Regions from separate parts of the Homo sapiens genome. Here region 2 is linked to region 1. A link is a contact called in ENCODE Hi-C data. All regions are on one chromosome and are shown on one strand. Each heading gives the region's core, a stretch centred on a gene start or an enhancer-like site at or near the end of the contact. The rest is flanking DNA. Distances are from core to core; before and after follow the strand shown.

Region 1 (6,144 bases), core at 1,953-4,452:
TTCATTGCTTTTTAAGGTTGAATAATATCCCCTTGTATGTATATACTACAATTTGTTTATTCATTCATTAATTGATGGGCATTCAAGTTGTTTCCATTTTTTGGCTACTGTGAATAATTCTGCTATTGAACATCAGTGTCCAAATATTTGTTTCAGTCTTTGATTTCTATTCTTTTGTGCATATACCCCAAATAACATTCACATCACCATGTGAAAATTCACCATCTGTCTTTCTCCATAGCTCTTTGACATGTATCATTAAAACTAATTTAATCTGAGGTACCTTTTTATAGATTAGGGGATCAATTGGGTACATAACATGATGTGTCCAGTTTTACTCACTACAATTTTAAAACCCTAAAAATAGGGACATATTCACATAATTAACTCACAGGCAGAAATTGATGTTGGCATTTTCCCTAAGCTTCTGTAGATCTTGTACCTAATGAAATTTATAACCTCTTTTTCCATGGACACTAAATTACCGTTTCTAATAAGGTGTATGTGTAGGTGCATAAATTTACTTAGGAAGTAGACTTTTCAGAATACAAGTTTTTATATTTTGTAAAAATTGTTACTCTGGGATACCTATCATGGATTCACTTTTTTGAGTATTTCTTAATTATTTACTTGTTCTCATTGATATTTTGTAAAAATTGTTACTCTGGGATACCTATCACAGATTCACTTTTTTGAGTATTTCTTAATGATTTACTTGTTCTCATTGAATATGTTAAGAAATTTGAAGAATATTACAAATGTTTCAATCAGATATATACTTTTTCATAAAATACATTGATAAAATACAGAATTTTGAATCATTCAAAGTGATAATTTTCGGTAGTTTAGAATAATAGTAATGCTCTTAAGAACATTTTAATAAGTGAAATATCTATTGAGTACTTAAAATGATATAAACAAATAAGTGTTATAAGTACAAAATGTCAACAGGAGAGACTGTCCTACTGGAAGTTTTCTCTTGAATGCTCAGATAGCTCCTATAAATTATGAGTACTCATTTCCATTATAAATGCAGAATAGTTTCATAATTGCCAGTAAAGGTATTTAATTATGTATATATGCAACAAAATATCAGAATCCCCAAAGACAGAACTTCCAAGGAAGCTAATCTTACCTACTGACCTACCCTAAAGTTTAAAATCTGATTTTCTTATTTTTCTTTGGCCCAAATGTATAAAGATTCCTAGAAGCAAGTGCTGATACTGATGCTGAGTTACCTTTCTGGCCACCTCCTGATTGACAGCTCTGGGAATCTGATATTCTTCTGCTCTCAACTAATTCAGTTCCCTCACCCAAAATGCTTACCAATATTTCATTCAGCTTGTGGCCTTTACTTATTTCCATATGCCTTTACTAAGTTATCTCTTATTTTATTTATGTCTACACTTTTACTCTCCCTCTGATCCTTAAAGATGTCTTGGCTTGCTTTGATGCATAGATAGAATAATCTCCTGACTATCACAAATGATCATCACTAACACAGAGCATATTTAAAATAATCCTGCTAATACAAACTTGTGTATATGACACATAAAATTGGGCCTGGATCACATCTGAAAGGCCCAACAGATTATTTGATTTATTTTACTCAAGTGAGAATGAATATTTTGTATTTGACATAAATTCCAATAACCAAGAACTAATAATATGAAAAAACCCTTATGTATTAATTACTTTAATAATTAAATAACCTTTAGCACATACTAAACCTGGTTTATATAAAAATGGTCTACCAGCAAAAATGTCATCATGTTGTCTAGGATACAGGTGTCAATGATAAGAATCCAGAAACTCATTTATCTGGAAGGATCATTACATTTCCAGTAAGGAATTATAAGGTGGGATGTGATTTTCCTGAGATGACTAAGCTCAAAATCAACTAATATTTTCAGATTTTTAGTATAGAATTATTTCTACTACACCATGATTTTGCCTGGAGTCTTTATTTTTGACATTCCAAATTAATCTGTAATTAGCCATGATCAGTCTTAAACAAATGCGAAAAGTGGGGAAAATGTCTCTGCATTGCCCCCCGACTTTGATTTGTATTACCTGTTTTTTTCCTCTAATGACCTACGTTGTAATAGATGAAAATTCAGTGTGTGTGTGTGTGTATATGTGTGTGTGTGTGTGTAGTTTCTTTTCAAATAAAACTTTGCTTTCATTGGACTTTCATGGCTGGCAAGATTTTAATACATTTATTTCCACATACTTGCTCTCTGAGCTTTGAAATTTGGTTTAATAAAATTTAATAAACATTTAGTGAGCACTCACAATGTGTCTGGTTCTTTGAGCGAGTTATTCCTGGATTCTAGGAGCTCACAGTACAGTGTTTCAGAATGGCAAATATCTAAACATTAGCCTGTAATCTTATGCTCCATATACTGGGTACTACTTTACATAAATATATAAGTAAAGTCAACACATATGAGGCTGTTTTCTTGATAGATCATGGAAGGACAAAATCTGTTCAAAAAAAGATAAATACTATATAAATATCAAAAATACAGTCTTTTTAAGGGATGTTCTCAAGAAAGCAGCTCTATTTTGATCTGTAATAGATTATCTCACATATATATTCACTCACATATACCTTCCAGTTAAAATCATGAAGCCTCATCATTGCAGTTAAAGCAATACATTTGTATTTTTTAAAATTCTTTTTTTAAAATTATACTTTAAGTTCTGGAGTATATGTGCAGAATGTGCAGCTTTGTTACATAGGTACACATGTGCCATGCTGATTTGCTGCACCAATCAACCCATCACCTGCATAGCGTATTTCTCCTAATGCTATCACTCCCCTAGCTCCCCACTCCCCAACAGGCCCCGGTGTGTGATGTTCCCCTCCCTGTGTCCATGTGTTCTCCTTGTTCAACTCCCACTTATGAATGAGAACATGCAGTGTTTTGTTTTCTGTTCTTGTGATAGTTTGCTGAGAATGATGGTTTCCCGCTTCATCCATGTCCCATTTGTAAAAATGAAAAGGATAATTGTGGGAGGATATTCTAAACACTTCTTTTCTAATGAGCTGCTCTGTGTGAGGCCCTGGTCAGGGAAAACGTGGTCGATAAGGCATCACATTTTTGACATGGAGCTTCTGACAAATAATCTCAAATTTATCACTGACCCTTTTGTTTGTAGGCTCCGACACCTGAGTCCAACACCTTCAGAAGAACACATGAAAAATAAGAACAATGTGACTGAATTTATCCTCTTAGGGCTCACACAGAACCCTGAGGGGCAAAAGGTTTTATTTGTCACATTCTTACTAATCTACATGGTGACGATAATGGGCAACCTGCTTATCATAGTGACCATCATGGCCAGCCAGTCCCTGGGTTCCCCCATGTACTTTTTTCTGGCTTCTTTATCATTCATAGATACCGTCTATTCTACTGCATTTGCTCCCAAAATGATTGTTGACTTGCTCTCTGAGAAAAAGACCATTTCCTTTCAGGGTTGTATGGCTCAACTTTTTATGGATCATTTATTTGCTGGTGCTGAAGTCATTCTTCTGGTGGTAATGGCCTATGATCGATACATGGCCATCTGTAAGCCTCTTCATGAATTGATCACCATGAATCGTCGAGTCTGTGTTCTTATGCTGTTGGCGGCCTGGATTGGAGGCTTTCTTCACTCATTGGTTCAATTTCTCTTTATTTATCAGCTCCCTTTCTGTGGACCCAATGTCATTGACAACTTCCTGTGTGATTTGTATCCCTTATTGAAACTTGCTTGCACCAATACCTATGTCACTGGGCTTTCTATGATAGCTAATGGAGGAGCGATTTGTGCTGTCACCTTCTTCACTATCCTGCTTTCCTATGGGGTCATATTACACTCTCTTAAGACTCAGAGTTTGGAAGGGAAACGAAAAGCTTTCTACACCTGTGCATCCCACGTCACTGTGGTCATTTTATTCTTTGTCCCCTGTATCTTCTTGTATGCAAGGCCCAATTCTACTTTTCCCATTGATAAATCCATGACTGTAGTTCTAACTTTTATAACTCCCATGCTGAACCCACTAATCTATACCCTGAAGAATGCAGAAATGAAAAGTGCCATGAGGAAACTTTGGAGTAAAAAAGTAAGCTTAGCTGGGAAATGGCTGTATCACTCATGAGAATGTGACATTCATTCTTTCACAGAAGCAAGGAACAATTTCACTATCCTATCTGATTACATTTCTGTTATCATTTCCTTTTAGTTTTTTAGCTTACTTATTCTGAAGCAGTCATATAAATTAATATTTGTCTAGGTGTAATATGTTACACCCATTACAGACCAAGAAAATTGCATAGGTTTAACAGTGTGTACTGTTTTTGTAATCATACTGTGTTAAGATTCTTTGGTTGATAACAATATTTAGTTTTATTTCAAGCTCTTTTTTATTTAAAAATCATTTATTTATTTTTCTTTTTTATGTATTTTAAATTGTCAATAATTGGGTATATTTATGGAGTACAATGTGATGTTCTGATCTATGTATACATTATAGAAAGATTTCATCAGTCTAATGAATATATCTGTCACCTCCCCAACATTGATTTTTTGTGTGTGGTAACATCAAAAATCTATTCTTCTTTATGGTCTGTGATATCTTCCTGGCACATATAAATGTGATCTAAGAAAATTTGTTCCCTTTCATCCAAGAGAATGATATATTAAACGTGAAAATTTAGATTGTTAAAAGAATGTTAATCTAACAGTACAAATAAATGTCTTGGTGAAATTAATGAATTTAAAGTTTCATAGATATGTTGATAGCTGAGGATAAATCAATGAGAAATAAACTTTGTTAATTTCATACTGTGATGGAGTTAGGATGTCCAGATAGCATATAGTTGTTTTTGTATAATTTGACCAGTTTTTGAACAGAAAAATTGTTTAATCTCATTCTGTATACCTAGATCAATTGACCTCCCCCAATAGCTGAAATAGGTGCTTAAGCCACTCATATATAACAGTAGATTCCACAGAATCTACCCACATTAAACTCTCTGGGTGCACTTTAAAAACACGCACACACACAATGAATGTCAAACATTTTTCAAACGGATTGTTTTGCTTTACACAATAAGTAGCTTTCAGAATCTCTGTGAACTATATGATCTCATTGACTGAAGTGATACAAAGTGATACATCAAAGGTGTCTTCTTTGTTTAGAGTTGCTCTACAGTGGGTTTAGAGAACTAATACGGTATTACAAAGATAATTTTTAATGGCTATGGCATAACATATTGCCTTGTTGAAGTCAACCTACACCATCTTTATTAAGGTAAAAAGTTGGTATTTTTTTCTTTTTCCTTTCCTCAGTTTATAATAGATGTACTTAATGCACTTAGCAATATTAATGCTTCCAGTTATTCAACACATATTGAAAAAAAAATAAGCCATGAAATTGTATTTATTCTTTAGTTAAGGAAATGAAAAGTGCTGTAGATTTTTTAGTAAGAAAGGAATCTCATATCAGGAATTAGAACTTCATAATCATTGGAATTGGGGAATCCAACATCTGGATACTGGAGTGAGCACAGTGGGATTGAAGTTTCACCACCCAAGCCATGATGCAGAGATGAGGAAGCTAAACTCAGGAAGAAGGTCCTCCTGTCCTCTGCACATGCTTCTCAAAGTCCTCTCCTGCCCTGAGTTTTATATGAAGATAACTTTCTCTAAAATTAGAACAGCAGCAGAAGCAAGAGGGGAAGATAACACACAATTATAAATCACAAGTTGTCATGAGAACTCACTGTCATGTTGACAGCACTAAGGGGGGATGGTATTAAACTACGAGAAACTTCCCCCATAATCTACTTAACAACAGGCCCCACCTACACTTTGGATATTCCATTTAGACATGAGCTTTGGGTGGGGACACAGATCAAAACCATATTATTCTGCTCTTGGCCCCTCTAAAATGTCATGATCTTTTCAACTTTCAAAATACAATCATGCCTTCCCAACATTCCCCCAAAGTGTTAACCCATTCCAACATTAACTAAAAAGTCCATGGTCCAGTCTTATGTGAGACAAGACTTGTCCCTTCCCCCTGAGCCTGTAAAATCAAAAGCAAGCCTGTAAAATCAAAAGCAAGCTAGTTACTTCCAAGATACAAAAAAG
Region 2 (6,144 bases), core at 1,641-4,140, 240 kb after region 1:
TGAGCTGAATGTGTTCCTTTAGCTTATAGCCAAGAATAATAAATATTTTGTACTGTGTTGCGGTAACAGATGAAAATGTACATGACTTACTACAATAGGCTTTCACATTATTTGAACCTGACAGTACCATTATAATATATTTACTTCCTAAATATACAGATCATTCTAATGATGTTGTTTAAATACTTGAGAATACCTTCCTTAATAAAATTTACATGTATGTGGGTGTGTGTGCACACACACACACATACACAGAGAAAGAGACAATAAACATAAAATTTTTGCAATGAGCAAAAAGTCAATCATTACAGTCCAACATGAGAATTATTTTAACCTCTTGCCTTGACTATCTTTATTTCCTTTTAATTTACCTCTGAAAATTTTCTAATTATTTTCAGTTCCAAATTCATCCTTTATTATTCAACTTTGTACTGCTTTGTTATACTGTGTTGTCCAAAGTTAAATTCGTCCATCTTTCCTTATTTTTCTGGGTTCTTCATAAAGTTTTCTTAAGAGACAAGTAGACACTGAGGCTAAAATGAGGAAAAAAGTGGAAGAATAATTGACACATAAATCAGGACATTCTTTCAAATTTCAGGTTTGCAGGTAAGCATCAGTGATTTAGAAAATGAGATCTATGCGCTCCAAGTCAGGACTGAAACTTTCAATAGAATTTTTAGTTTGTATGTTCTTATGAATCCCATATCCTGACTTCAAGAAAGAGAAGTTAAATATATAATGGGAATTAATATTTATTTGCATATTTCAAATATTGAACAAATTTTTCCATATACTTTTTCACATATATATTCCAAATAGCAACACAGTAAAAAATTAAAAGGGAAGTGTCAATATGATAAAATACATTTACAACACATTTGCCAGACAAAAGCATAGCTTTTTAAAATGTAAATTGATTTCACAGATAAGTTTCTGAAAAATATGACACAAATGAACATTGGAAAAATAACCCATCTTAAAAGAGACTGTTCTCCTTATTATAAAGATTATGCCTCTGGAAAGATGCTCAATTTCTTTCATAGTTAAATACATTCAAGTTAAAATTCCAGTTAGATAATTTTCACCTATCAGGTTAATAAAGTAATCCTTTTGATAAATGTCTTAACAAATAGTCTTGACAAAGGTGTGGGAAACCGTCAACCCTACAAACTTTTGGTGGGAATGTAAGTGGGTGCAACCTTCTAGAAAGTGACTTCAGTATCTATTATATGACAACCGGATATAGATATTGATCCAGTTATTCCGTTTCCTATAGACGCACTCATTCACAGAAACAAGGACAATCATTTTGCCTTTTTAGATGGTAGCAAGAGATAGGAAACAACTTTAGTGCCCATCAGAAGGGACATTAATGAATCAAGGATGATATTTTTACGCAAACATTAATAAGAATGAAGCAGATACAGATAGCTGTGTGTTTATATGCACACGCACGCACACACACACACACACAAAATTGTCCCTGACATATGGTGTAAATTGAAATGTAAGAGATTAATATTGCATGCTTAGAATTGTAACATTTTCCTTAACATCAGTACAATATATACTACACACACCTGCATATTTCTATACATGAATTATAGTAGAAGAGTATGAAAAAACTATAATGACTCTGAGCGGGGAAATTGCATTCTTGGCATTAGACATGGGAGAAATAACTACATTAAAAAATATTCACTTTGGTAGTATTTGACAATGTGTCATAATAATGCTACATCGAAAATAATGTTTTAAAAGCTTTACCTTGGGAGATGGGTTGTTATTCACCTTGTGATGGCATATCCCTGAGCCATCACAACTGTCTTGTTGTAGACAGGAATTCTAGTGGTATTCTTAGGGCTACATTAAGCCTCACAAATTTGAGTAAGTCAGATATAGCAGTAGTGTTGAAACTCAGGGCTCTGTAAATACAACATATGCAGACACACTGTCACTAACTGGAGATTCACTTCCTGTATTGAAGGTTTGTGAAAGCTCTTTAGCAAACAGAAATAAAAAATTGTATTTGTCTTCTCTGAATTAAGTATTATAAAAAGACACACACACATGCATGTATCTCCAGAATAGACATGAATAAGCAGGAATAAATAGATACAAATAGACATCATTACACATTTTTATAGTACTATACATTAGAATGAAGCAACATAAGAAAGGGTATTTTTATCTGTTCACTGCTGAATTACAGCACTTATAAAAAAGTAGGTTTTTGATATCTGTTGAATGAATCAAAGAATTAAGAGAAATTCTTATAGATCCAAATCATTAATGTTTTATACTATTTTATATTTAGCTGCATTAAGGAGAAGGAAGCCAGCATCCTACCGTGGGCGACATCATCACCTTCATGGAGCACTTCCTGGAACACCCCAATAGATTTTATTTCTGTTTGTTTATTATTTATTTTATTACTGCTCCTTGCAGAGCAGAGCTACCCTTAGGCAGTTTGCCCAGAGTAGGCTGTTTCTGTTTAATTATCTCCTACCCACTTCTACCAACAGCTCTTACCTGGTAGTGCCCATTTCCATCAAGAAATTCTGTGCATGATTTTTATTTCCATCTTTTCACTTTAGATTGTAAAGCACTTCTAGAAAAGTCCTTGAATTTCCCCACCTCCCACCAGTGTCTTGTATATGTTAGTTCCTGGCTGTTGTATTGATCAGATCCACCTTCTCTGAATGTTAGATACGACTAAGTTATTCTCCTATACAGACCTTACCAGCTTTGATAAGAGAGTATGCTATATTAGGATGTTCAATTGCCCTCTTTTCTTCCCAATATAATTTGGAGGCTACTTATTCAAATGAGAATTTTAAAAGTGCTTATAAATTAATATATAACTATTCTGATACGAGGCTCTCTTTGGTCTCACAAAGAAGTTTACATCCCCATCTTAATGGTAGAAGGCAAACTAAATTGGTTCCAGATTCATCCAACACTTTCTGAAATCTACCCTCACGCAGGATTTTTGACTGGGAAAATTTTCTCTTTTGCCTTCCCAGGAGAAGTGCTTAATATGAATTATGCAAAATTTAAGAGTCTGGGGAATGTCATCCCCTCAAGTGTCCCTTTTGGAACATGAGCCAGATGTGATAGATAACTTAATCTTCAATTTGTCTTGGATTATGGAAAAAAGAGGTAGCCCACTCTTGCAATTAGAGGTGTTAATTTGAGTGATAAATGACGTTTTTGACTAGAATTAAAAATGGTCTTCTATCAACCAAATCTTTGTTTCTCATACCATTCTCCAATAAAGTGATCAAGGCTTCTTGAAGAAATGTTTGATTCTAGATTTTTAACTGAGAGTGTACAAAATAAATGAGCGTTTCACAGCGGTGGAAATACAGAAGTGCTAAAACATGCACACAAACGGTGATGGGGACACAGGAGTCAACTGAAACAGCCTACAACGGCCAAAGCTGTAAAAATTTTTAGCAACAAAATAAATAACACAGTTTTGAAATATAACCGTAATTGTAAAATATATACCGAAAAGTTCATCTTTATAAATAATTGAATACATAGTTAAATAAAATAGAATTAGAGGTTAACTACCTTTCATTTATTTTTTAGTTGATATGTAATAATTATATTTATTGGATATGAAGTGATATTTCCATATTTCTTTACAATGTTTAGTAATAAAATCAGGGTAATTAGTATGTCCATCACCTCAGATATTTATTTTATTTTTAATTTTTAAAATTTTAATTTTTACTTATTTTTATTTTTGTGGGTACATAGTAGGTATGTTATATGGTTTGTCTGTGTTCTCACCTAAATCTCATCTTCCATTGTAGCTCCCATAATCCCCATGTGTCGTGGGAGGGACCCAGTGAGAGGTAATTGAATCATGCAGGTGGGTTTTTCCTGTGCTGTTCTCATAGTAGTGAATAAGTCTCACAAGATCTTATGGTTTTATAAAGGGCAGTTTCCCTGCACAAGCTCTCTCTTACCTGCCACCATGTAAGACATTCTGTTGCTACTGCCTCCCCTTCCACCATGACTGTGAGGTCTCACCAGCCATGTGGAATTGTGAGTCCATTAAACTTCTTTTTCTTCAATAAACTACCTAGTCTTGGGTATGTCTTTATTAGCAGTGTGAGAATGGACTAACACTATATATATATATATATATATATATATATATATATATGGAGTATATGAGACATTTTGATGCAAGCATGCAATGTGAAATAAGCACATAAGGGAAAATGGGATATTCATCCCCTCAAGTATTTGTTCTTTGAGATGCAAATAATCCAGTTATACTCTTTAAGTTATTTTGAAATATACAATTAAATTATTATTGACTATAATCAACCTGTTGTGCTATCAAATAGTAAGTCTTATTCATTATAACTCTTTTTTTGTACCCAATGGCCTTCCTCACCTCCAGTTTCTGGTAATTGTCCTTCTACCCAAATGTCCATGAGTTCAATTCTTTTGACTTTTAGATCCCACAAATAAGTGAGAACATGTGGTGTTTGTCTTTCTGTGTCTGGCTTATTTCACTTAACATAATGATCTCCCATTCCATTCATGTTGTTGCAAATGACTGGATCTCATTTATTTTTATGGCTGAATAGTATATACACCACATTTTCTTTATCTATTCATGTGTTGATGGACATTTCAGTTGCTTTCAAATCTTAACTGTTGGAAACAGTGCCACAACAAACATAGGAGTCCAGATACTTCTTTGATACACTAATTTCCTTTCTTTGGGGTATATGCCCAGCAGTAGGATTTCTGGTTCACATATTAGCTCAATTTTTAGTTTTTGAATAACTCTAAACTTTTTCATGTGGTTGTACTAATGTACATTCACATCTACAGCATACAAGGTTTCCCTTTTCTCCACATCCTCACCAGCATTTGTTATTGCCTGTCTTCTGTATATAAGCCATTCTAACTTGGGTGAGATGATGATATCTCATTGTAGTTTTGATTTGCATTTTTCTGATGATCAGTGATGTTGGGCATTTTTGTTTTTTTGAGATGGAGTTTCACTCTTGTTGCCCAGGCTGGAGTCCAATGGTGCAATCTTGGCTCACTGCAACCTCCACGTCATGGGTTCAAGTGATTCTACCATTAAAGTGAAAATAAGGTAATTATAAGGGCAACTTTCACTTAATATAAAACTTCTGAATATTCCACTGATTTTGTACTTTACAATTTTACTACTTCCTTTACTCATTTATGATTTGAACTATAAGACAAATTGAGAAAATATGTTCAGCAAAACATGTTTTTGTTTTGTTTTCATTTTCTGCTTATTATCCCCTAAGCAGAATCATAAAATATGTGGTTTTTTTTTTGTTTTTTTTTTTTTTTTGAGACGGAGTTTCGCTCTGTCGCCCAGGCTGGAGTGCAGTGGCGTGATCTCGACTCACTGCAAGCTCCGCCTCCCGGGTTCACGCCATTCTCCTGCCTCAGCCTCCCGTGTAGCTGGGACTACAGGTGCGCGCCACCATGCCCGGCTAATTTTTGTATTTTTAGCAGAGACGGGGTTTCACCGTGTTAGCCAGGATGGTCTCGATCTCCTGACCTTGTGATCCGCCCATCTCGGCCTCCTAAAGTGCTGGGATTACAGGTGTGAGCCACCGCGCCCGGCCAAAATATGTGTTTTAATGGCAACAATTGTCCCCACCTGACTGTGTTTACATGTCTCTTTTACCTCTGCTAACAGTAGTGACCATTTGTAGCATGTTCCCTCAGAATACAGGATGGGGTTTTTAAAATGTATTATGGATTAAGCGTCTATGATGATCTGGAAAACAAGCCAGAATCCTAACTTAAGGAATGCACATTTTGCTAAAACAGAAGAAAAACTGCAAAATGATTTGACATCAAGGATGCTAAATGATTAGCATTAGACCAATAGAAATATTATACATTTCTATTAACTATAAGAAATATCCACATAAATATTCAGTAATGCAATTTGGGTCTTCTGGTAATCTGTCACTTTTCATTTTCTTTTCTTTTCTGTAGAGCTGAGGACTCAAAATACTTCCTCTTATGGCTGTCCTACATGACACCCCATTTTGCTTTGCTCTCAAGCCTGGGATACACCTCAGACTAAGTGAGAGTCAGGATATGGATACCAAACGGAAT

What was found. Hi-C counts contacts between places; a loop is a spot of excess contacts on that map.
Region 2: a map of Panc1 shows a loop between it and region 1 (4-fold over the local background). The contact joins the promoter of OR4C11 here to the promoter of OR4A15 in region 1. A Hi-C loop is called at or near these places in 1 of 168 maps with a recorded cell type or tissue (Panc1).

Annotation. Positions count from the first base shown.
Region 1 is chr11:55,364,772-55,370,915 of GRCh38, forward strand. OR4A15 (olfactory receptor family 4 subfamily A member 15) reads left to right here and starts at 3,203. Exons shown (of 1, transcript NM_001005275.2): 1 at 3,203-4,147. The coding sequence starts at 3,203. The coding sequence ends at 4,147.
Region 2 is chr11:55,604,755-55,610,898 of GRCh38, forward strand. It overlaps OR4C11 (olfactory receptor family 4 subfamily C member 11), which reads right to left and starts at 2,891. Exons shown (of 4, transcript NM_001004700.3): 1 at 2,533-2,891; 2 at 1,768-1,925; 3 at 372-533.